Regions from separate parts of the Homo sapiens genome. Here region 2 is linked to region 1. A link is a contact called in ENCODE Hi-C data. All regions are on one chromosome and are shown on one strand. The core of a region is the stretch at or near the end of the contact, and the rest is flanking DNA. Distances in the headings are between cores, read along the strand shown.

Region 1 (2,891 bases), core at 298-2,797:
TATTTTTAATTTTACAAGTACCTATAAACAACTGACTAGTTTCAATAGTATCTGTATCTCATAGTTAAGCATACATAATTCTCAAACTATTCTTCAAAAAGATATATGTTAAAAATAGTAAAAGCATAAGGACAGTAAAGAAAAACTGAATGTTGTTAATCTACTTGGCCAAATGCTTACTAATTTTTTTTTAAACCAGACCTTACTCCCTGTTGAAAAGCCAACGATCACCTTTTTCAACAGTCTCTCAGATTGCAAGTTTTAATTACAGTATGAGAGTAATGAAAGAATAAGTAAAATCAATACAGAATAGTAAAATGCTGACTTGTCATTACTAGAGTATGCTAATATTTGTCTTAATAGCAGTGATATGTTAGTATGTACTGGCTTTCTAATGATTAACAGGCCATGTTTACAAACAATAAAAGGCTCAGAAAGAGATCTTACATATCAGTGTGGTTAGCAGTACCCTGGTAACTCCAACTACTATGCAAAACAAATTTTTTAAAAATTACTTAAAATAAACTCTTAGCATTTTAAAACAAATAAAGGTCCATAGCTCCTTAACCTGCAATTTCAATATCCCAAAAGTTCAAAACATCTAAAATTTTCTCTTAAGTTTTATGGCAAACTCAACTACAGCAAATCCTGATCTGAAGTAATAAGATTGTACATAATATTTAATACACTTAGAGCGAAGAGTAAAACATTTCATTTCAGGTACTGACCCACACCCCACTGGGGTGTTTATGTAAAAGTATATTTATCTGTGCTACCTTTTGAAAACTAAAATTTCTGAAAATGGAAACATACTTGGCCCCAAGAGTTTCAAATAAGTGATTGTGAACCTGTATTGTACATTTAGAAACCCTGAAAAACATCTATATAGTTTCTTCTCTACCTTAAAGGTAATTCAAAACCAAATTCACATGAAGGTTTAACTAATTATAAATAAACTACAATCCATTGGTTTCTAACTGGTCAGACCTAAAATAAAACAACTTTCATACTACCACTCAAAACAAAACAAGCTTTTCCTTTTTAGTACAATTTAGTATATTGAGTTTTTCTAGAAAGAAAATGCATTTAGTAATGACATATGCACATATATGCATCCTTGCTAGTAATTTCATACCCACTGACATGAAAAACAGGAAAAAGAGGACTGACAAGACAGTCACATTTTACACTTTCTTTGGTACTTTTAAGATAAAAGGGGAGAAATTGTCAATAGTGAAGAATTCATAATGGAATATTTTATAAGGAATCAGAGATGTAGGACTAGGAAACACAATCTAAGAAGCTGGTCTCAGGACAACACAACAGAAAATAAACATTAGTTTTGTGCAGCTTCAGTTCTCTAAACTTCCCCTACTTTCTCAGGATCCCAGAACATGTGGTTTGACGAACACTCCTTAAGACTGCTTTAATAAAAATGCCTCTCAAATATTACTGTTAAGAGGACTATATGGACGGAAAGTGGAAGTAATGACTACTAAGTGTCAACCAGATGAACACACCTTACAAAGAGTTTCCACTTTTTTTTGTTTCATCCTCACAATCACGTGATAACTGTTATTATCTCCATTTTATATATGAGAAAGCTAAGACTTAAGAGCATTAAAAAACTTGCCCCAAATAACAGTATACAAATGAAAGAGCCAGAACTCAAGCTCAGTATCTCTGATTACAAAAGTCAAACTTTTTCTACTACTGTTCCATAATTCTACTTATAATAAAAAAAAAGTTTTAAATACAAAAGCAGTAACAAATTTCAGTCAAAGCCAGCATTCCTACAAGAGCAGTATCTGTCATAAATCACAGAACCAACAGTGACAGTAAAAAGCAAGGAAAAAGTTATGAAAATCTTCACAGGTAAGCATAGGAAATATGGGAGCAAATATGCTGGGACTAGTAATGATAAATATGCTCAGGGAATGGGGGTTGGTAGGATAAGGATGAAGACTTTCTTCTTAAATTAAAATCTCTGATAAATGCCCTCCTTCCACCTATACCTACTGACAGTTTCTTTTAAATTCTTTGTGGTTTGGTAGTGATAAGTCTCTCAACAAACTAAAATTAAAGATACACAAATGGCAAATGGGGTTTAGCCATTTAAATTTAACCATTTATGCTTCCTTATAACTAAAACTCAAAAGATACCAGTACCTCATATTGGTTTATATGAGACAAGAGAAATGAATAAGCATTTAAAGAATGAGTTTTTATGAAACAAGAGGCAGAAACTGAAGGAATAAGATTAACAGGAAAAGCTTCCAGAGAAGTGAGATTTGCCATAGAATCAGCTAGGTAGGCAGGTCTCTTCTTTACTCTCTTTGATGAAGCTATCACCATCTTACAAAAGAAAACTTAATAGATGAAAATTAGTAAAGCTAAAGGTTTACCACAAAATGATAAAGTATGTCAAATAAAATATGCACTGAAATATAGTAAATACCTTTAAAAAATTGGTATACAGTGAAAACTTAAATTCCTCAAAGGCAAGAAGTATACATCTCTTTATTCACTATCTCCCCTTCCCCATTCCTACCAGATTATACAACAAGGAACAAAAATAAAATATACTTGTACAAAACAAACTGATTAATTCAATTAAGTAACAGTACACCTGAATTTGCTTAATGTTATGAATGCCTGAAGAAAACACAGATATAAACAGATACAGTTAATCAGAAAGGCCATATTAGGAACTCTTCTTCACCCATGTATATCATAATTGCTATAAAAGATTTAACATACTATTAAATGTGGGTATGCCTAGTGCAAATATTTTAAGATCTTCAAATTATGTATGTTTGCAAAGACATATATATCACATGTAATACTATCCTAAAAATAAAAGAAATAAAATAGAACACCTGCTGCTTACC
Region 2 (4,986 bases), core at 460-2,959, 340 kb before region 1:
ATATGTTTATTTAAGCATTAGTTATGATAGTGGAAAACTGGAAATAACCTAAATCAACACTAACAGGAAATGGCTGAATAAATTCTAATAGATCAAAACAGTGGAATTTAATGCAGTCATTTTAAAATGTGGGTTTAAAGCAAATTTTTCTATCTGGGATATTTTTTGTGATATAATGTTAAGAGAAAACCCACAATATGTAATGCTAAGTCAAGAATACAGGATGCTTGTCATTTCTAAAAAACATCAAGTGAGTATAACATGCATTTATGTGTGTACATATATTAAGACCAAAAGAAATATTCAATGTCTTCAAGGTGGTGGGATTTTAAAAAATTTTCATTTCTTTCTTTATATTTTTTCTGTATTTTCACAATGAGCAGTCAGGCAGCCAATTGGCCTTGTGTTGAGGTGCTCCAGAGGGCAGAACCAAGACTAGCAGCAGTAGGAAAGTGATTGAAGCTAATATCAGTAAGAAATTTCCAATAAGCAGAGCTTTTCAATGTGGAGCAGACCTCTGGGAGTTTCTTTCTGCCAGCCCAAAATGTTTCCAGCAGAGGCTGGGTGACCACCATCCACAGTGATCCACAGTGGGGAGAGGTCACAAGAACAGTGCATCCCAACCCTGGCTGGGCCACAGCATCACCCGAGGGAGGATAGAATGCAGATTCCTGGGCCATGAACCCTATCTACCTGGATTGAAACTCCAGGGCTGGGGTCTAGGGATATGTATTTGCCTTAAACTTCCCCAAGGAATTCTAAAGCAGCGAGACAAAGTTTCTACACCTGAGAATCCCTAGATTAGAGACTTTCAAGGCAGCTTCCAACTTGGAGATTCAAAGCAATTTTGCAATTCAAAGGTCTAGAGACTATTTGAGTATCTATCTTAAAAAAACGAAGACAACAGTATAGATGCAAAGGGAGGCACGGCTGGGGTTGAAGGATGGAATCATTTGAAGATCAATACTTTTTCATTCATTTATTTATTCAACCACCAATGACCAAGAGCCTGTGCTGTACCAAGTTCTTCATGTAAAGCACTTGGGATATGTTAGGGATCAAAACCGTTTCCTGCCCTCATAATGGTCACATTTAGGTCAGGTTAACATAAAACGTAGATTCTTGGGCCCAGGAATGACTGAATTAGAATCCCTGGAGAGGGACCCAAGAATCCATATTCTATAAATGTTCCCAAGGTGCTGCCTGTATACACTAATGCAATGTTGTTTTTCAAAATATGGGCTTTGACTCATAAGTGGTTTGTTATAGTAATTTAGTGAGTCAAGAAGCTTTTTTAAAAAATTAAAATAACAGAAAAAAGAACAGGAAAAGGAAAGGAAAATTAGAATGCTGACACATGGAAACAGTAACTTGTTTCATAAAGCTTCTGTTTCTGTGCCCTGGGCCACAATGTAAACTGGGTTTCAGATGGAAAACCATTGCTAGAAAATATGATATATAAAATACATCACTGCTCTAGTCCTCTCTAACCCCTGCACGCAACAGTTCTGTTTTAGTCCAAATCTGGAGGTGAGATGCTGGGGCACACTGACCACCTTGAGGAGGGACAGGCTGTTCTGGGAATTTGACTCACTGGGAATATCCCTGCTATAATGCCACTTCCTTTTTCTTTTGGATTGAGCCTAGGGCTGCACTCTTGCACAGATGGTAAAGTCTCCAGCACATGTTGCATCATTTTCTCTGGTAGACATGACAGAGCACTGCACACTATCTGTCCTGGCCTTCGTGGCAGAGTTAGAGCCGCATACAGAAACGAACTCCTGGGACCCATTGCTTCCATTTGCTAGGCTGCTTTTTAGGGGAACAAGAGAGCAGGTCTTATACAACCAATTTTCCAGGCCAAGTCCTGGGTATTTGATTTGGGCCCTTCATATCAGGTCAAAACCATATGCAACCCATACTTGGCAACCAAGATGAAAGATACCAATTGTTTTAAATAAAAATGAAACCGGACGGGGTGAACAAACCCACATAAGACAAGCTGAAAAGTCCTCCCAGGCTCTCTGAGAACCCAAGAGCCTGCTGTGCTGAGCAGACCAGGGATGTTCCTGTGGTTTACTTGTTTGCTGTCACGGAAGTTTTGCTGTCACTAAGAAGAAAAATCCAAAGGCTAATTCAGCATAAATGGTCCCCTTGGCTGCACTGAGGGCAGTCACAGGTGAGTCATAAACAGTGTTGAAAAGTAGAGATCCACCCTAGAGGCCTGAGACATGCTGCTTTTATCTCCAGCTCAGAGCAAGAAAAATGTCTCAGAAGGAACTGAAAATGGAATTACTCAAACTGAAAACTGCTGTCCTCACCAGGAGGATTCCTTTCCTGACCCAAGTCTGGGAAGTGCCACTGGTAAACCCCCAGAAATGAATTTGCTCATCAGTGAAGGACAGAGCTAGATATTCTCAGATGTACCCAGTGACATTTTCGCAGCATTAGAAGCCAAGCCTCCTTCACCTCAAACCAAATCACTGAAATGCTTGATTCTGTGCAGCTGTGGTAGAAATGCCCTGTATCAAAGGCAGGCTCCAGTACCACAAGCCAAAGATAAATAACAGAGGAAATGATCAAGACCATGACCTCTTGATGACCCCCTGGAGCTAAATCTTTGCTAGACCTCAGAATATCAAACAGGCCACCAGCCCGCCAAGAGCAGTTCATGAACAGTGTGGAAGCCACCTCAGCCTGCGAGAGCCTGGCTCTCTAGAAACTTGAGACATCCCAAAGGAATTTCTTGTTTTATCCTCCCAAACAGGGGTTTGTTAATTCTTTCTTCAAGTGAAGAAACCCTTTCCAAATAAACGTACCCAGAAAAGGTATTTTCCATTTACTTGGAAGTTGGGGTTGTATGTATCTCTTGTCCGGTGGTGAACTATTAGTATTTTGAAAAGTGTGTTCTCCCACCAACTAGCAAAAAAAATGAAACAGAAATACAAGGGCCTTCTCCTACTGGAGATTTTGATTATAGATTCAAACAGGCAAACATTATGGAGTGTTTACTATTGGACAAGTATTGAGCTAAGTTCTCAGAGGATCCTGAGTGGAACCAGACTCAAGTTGCTCACAGAGGGAAACAGTGGGCAGCTGAAACTTAGGTTTCTTTCTCAAATCAGTGTCATAGCACCTGAAGGAAACTCTGGGCCACCACTTCGAGTTTAGGAACCCCTGAGGCACAAGACAGCAACTGAGGCTGAAGGGACCCAGTATCTAACAAGCAAGACTTGTCCCCTAAATTGCCTTTGGAGTGCCTGGCCTGAAGACTGAGGCAAGCCAGCTAAATCCTCAGAATAAAAGATGTGGAGAGCAGCCAGGAGACACCACCTGATGCTCAAGGAGAAGGAGATCTTGACTGCACTTGACCGCACTAGGAGTGCAAATAGGTCTAATTTGCGTCTCTTAGCTGCAAGACTCACCGTGGAGTACAAAGGTCGATCAACGGAGATTATAGGTAGAAATAAGTGTCATTGTTTCGTTTACTCCTCTCTCCTCTTGTCAAAGAGGGCCTCAAAGTTTAGAAGACTCATGTTCCCGGCTGGCTTAAAGAAATGACTCTTCTTCTCAGGGCTTTGTCAGAAATATGAAGGGTTTGGTTAGACAAGTGGATTTCAAACTGCACTATAAGCTGGGCGTGGTCACGCACGCCTGGAGTCCCAGCTACTCGGGAGGCTGAGAGAGGAGAACCACTTGAACCCAGGAGGCGGAGGTTATAATGAGACAAGATCTTGCCACTGCACTCCAGCCTGGGCAACAGAGCGAGACTCTGTCTCAAAAAATAATAATAATGATAAAACAAAATAACAAACTGTGCTATAGTCATAGAAGTTATATTCAAATAAAACCTTCTATTGTTGTGTACATAAATCAAGTCCAAAGAAGAGCAGCACTACAAGTTAAAGAAGGAACACATTGTATTCCTCTAAGGCCCCCTCAAAGCAGTGTAAGCCATGGATAAAGGAGACTTCTCAGGCCCCTGTTGCCCAATTCTGAAACCCTTTTTTAAAATGCCCCTCAGACATCCATGACTTCTGTCTTTGGCCTGTTGTGGGGCAGTCACCCAAATAATGGATCAAGACCTTGTAAACCCAGAGCCTCCTGTTTCAGCAGGAGTCAGTTAGGCCAGGCCCTAGTTTGATGATGGGTAAGAATGACGGCTCAGACCTGCCTAATATAGCTGTCACTTTGGTTTTTCTGCCAAAGCATCAAGCAAGCAGTGAAAAAACATGAAATTAGGGAGGGAGGACTAATAAAATAGTTTCATGCATAGGACCTCAGCTTAGTATACTAGCCCTATTTACATATAGACAACCTATTCTCAGGAATCTCATTGTAAATACTCCTTGATTCAGAGAAGTATCAGTTCATATCCACTCCCTGTGAATGCCAAACCAGGGCCCTGTGTATGAAAATATTTTATTCAATCTCATGGTTGTCAAATATGTTTAAAAGTGGCCAAAGAAGTCTGAAAGATTTGATGCACCTGCATTTTGCATTATATTGCTTTCTCCCCAAAGAGGATATGTCTCTTTGAGTTTCACTGATCTTTATTATAGATTCCAGCAATTTTCTGACTCTAGTGAACATTTGTTGATTGTCCCCCTAACATCAGGGCTTAACAGCCTTTCTTTCCAGAGGTTTTATTTGAGTAGGCTTCCTTTCACTACCCTCAGTCCGTGTGGCCTGGGGTGGGGCAAGCCACCATGTGCTGGAGTGGTCAGAACCCCTAAGCCTGAGTTAGTCAGTGCTTCATGTTGTATTGGCCACACCAACTGGTTCAGAGGTAAAATAAACTTGAAATAAATTCATTCTGTCAGACTGGGACTCAGAACATTGCAAGAGTTTCCCACTGGACTTGAAGCAAAAGATCTGAGCCAAAGCTGCTGGTAGCCATGCCACTCTGTGGGGCAAGTCTAGAGCTGCCAGGGTCCCCATAGGAAGGTCAAGAATAAAGTTAACACAGAGGATGGGAGAGCCAAG

Evidence for each region. Hi-C counts contacts between places; a loop is a spot of excess contacts on that map. Pooled maps may share reads with other maps.
Region 2: a loop to region 1 is called in a map with no recorded cell type, with 9 times the contacts of the local background. The contact joins two enhancer-like sites. A Hi-C loop is called at or near these places in 4 of 37 single-sample maps with no recorded cell type and 7 of 50 pooled maps.

Annotation. Positions count from the first base shown.
Region 1 is chr10:87,927,812-87,930,702 of GRCh38, reverse strand. The region is part of intron 3 of PTEN (phosphatase and tensin homolog); the gene reads right to left. Among named protein-coding and RNA genes, the nearest start is that of PTEN, 66 kb to the right of the region's middle. RefSeq lists a silencer at 1,468-1,567. Within about 2 kb of position 1,547, at least 2 of the 41 ENCODE cell types and tissues checked have a DNase peak (open chromatin) inside an H3K27ac peak, as active enhancers do.
Region 2 is chr10:88,268,659-88,273,644 of GRCh38, reverse strand. All of the region lies in intron 1 of LOC101929727 (a long non-coding RNA gene), which reads right to left. It also overlaps a transcript of RNLS not described here. Among named protein-coding and RNA genes, the nearest start is that of RNLS, 310 kb to the left of the region's middle. RefSeq lists an enhancer at 1,995-2,044. Within about 2 kb of position 1,709, at least 7 of the 41 ENCODE cell types and tissues checked have a DNase peak (open chromatin) inside an H3K27ac peak, as active enhancers do.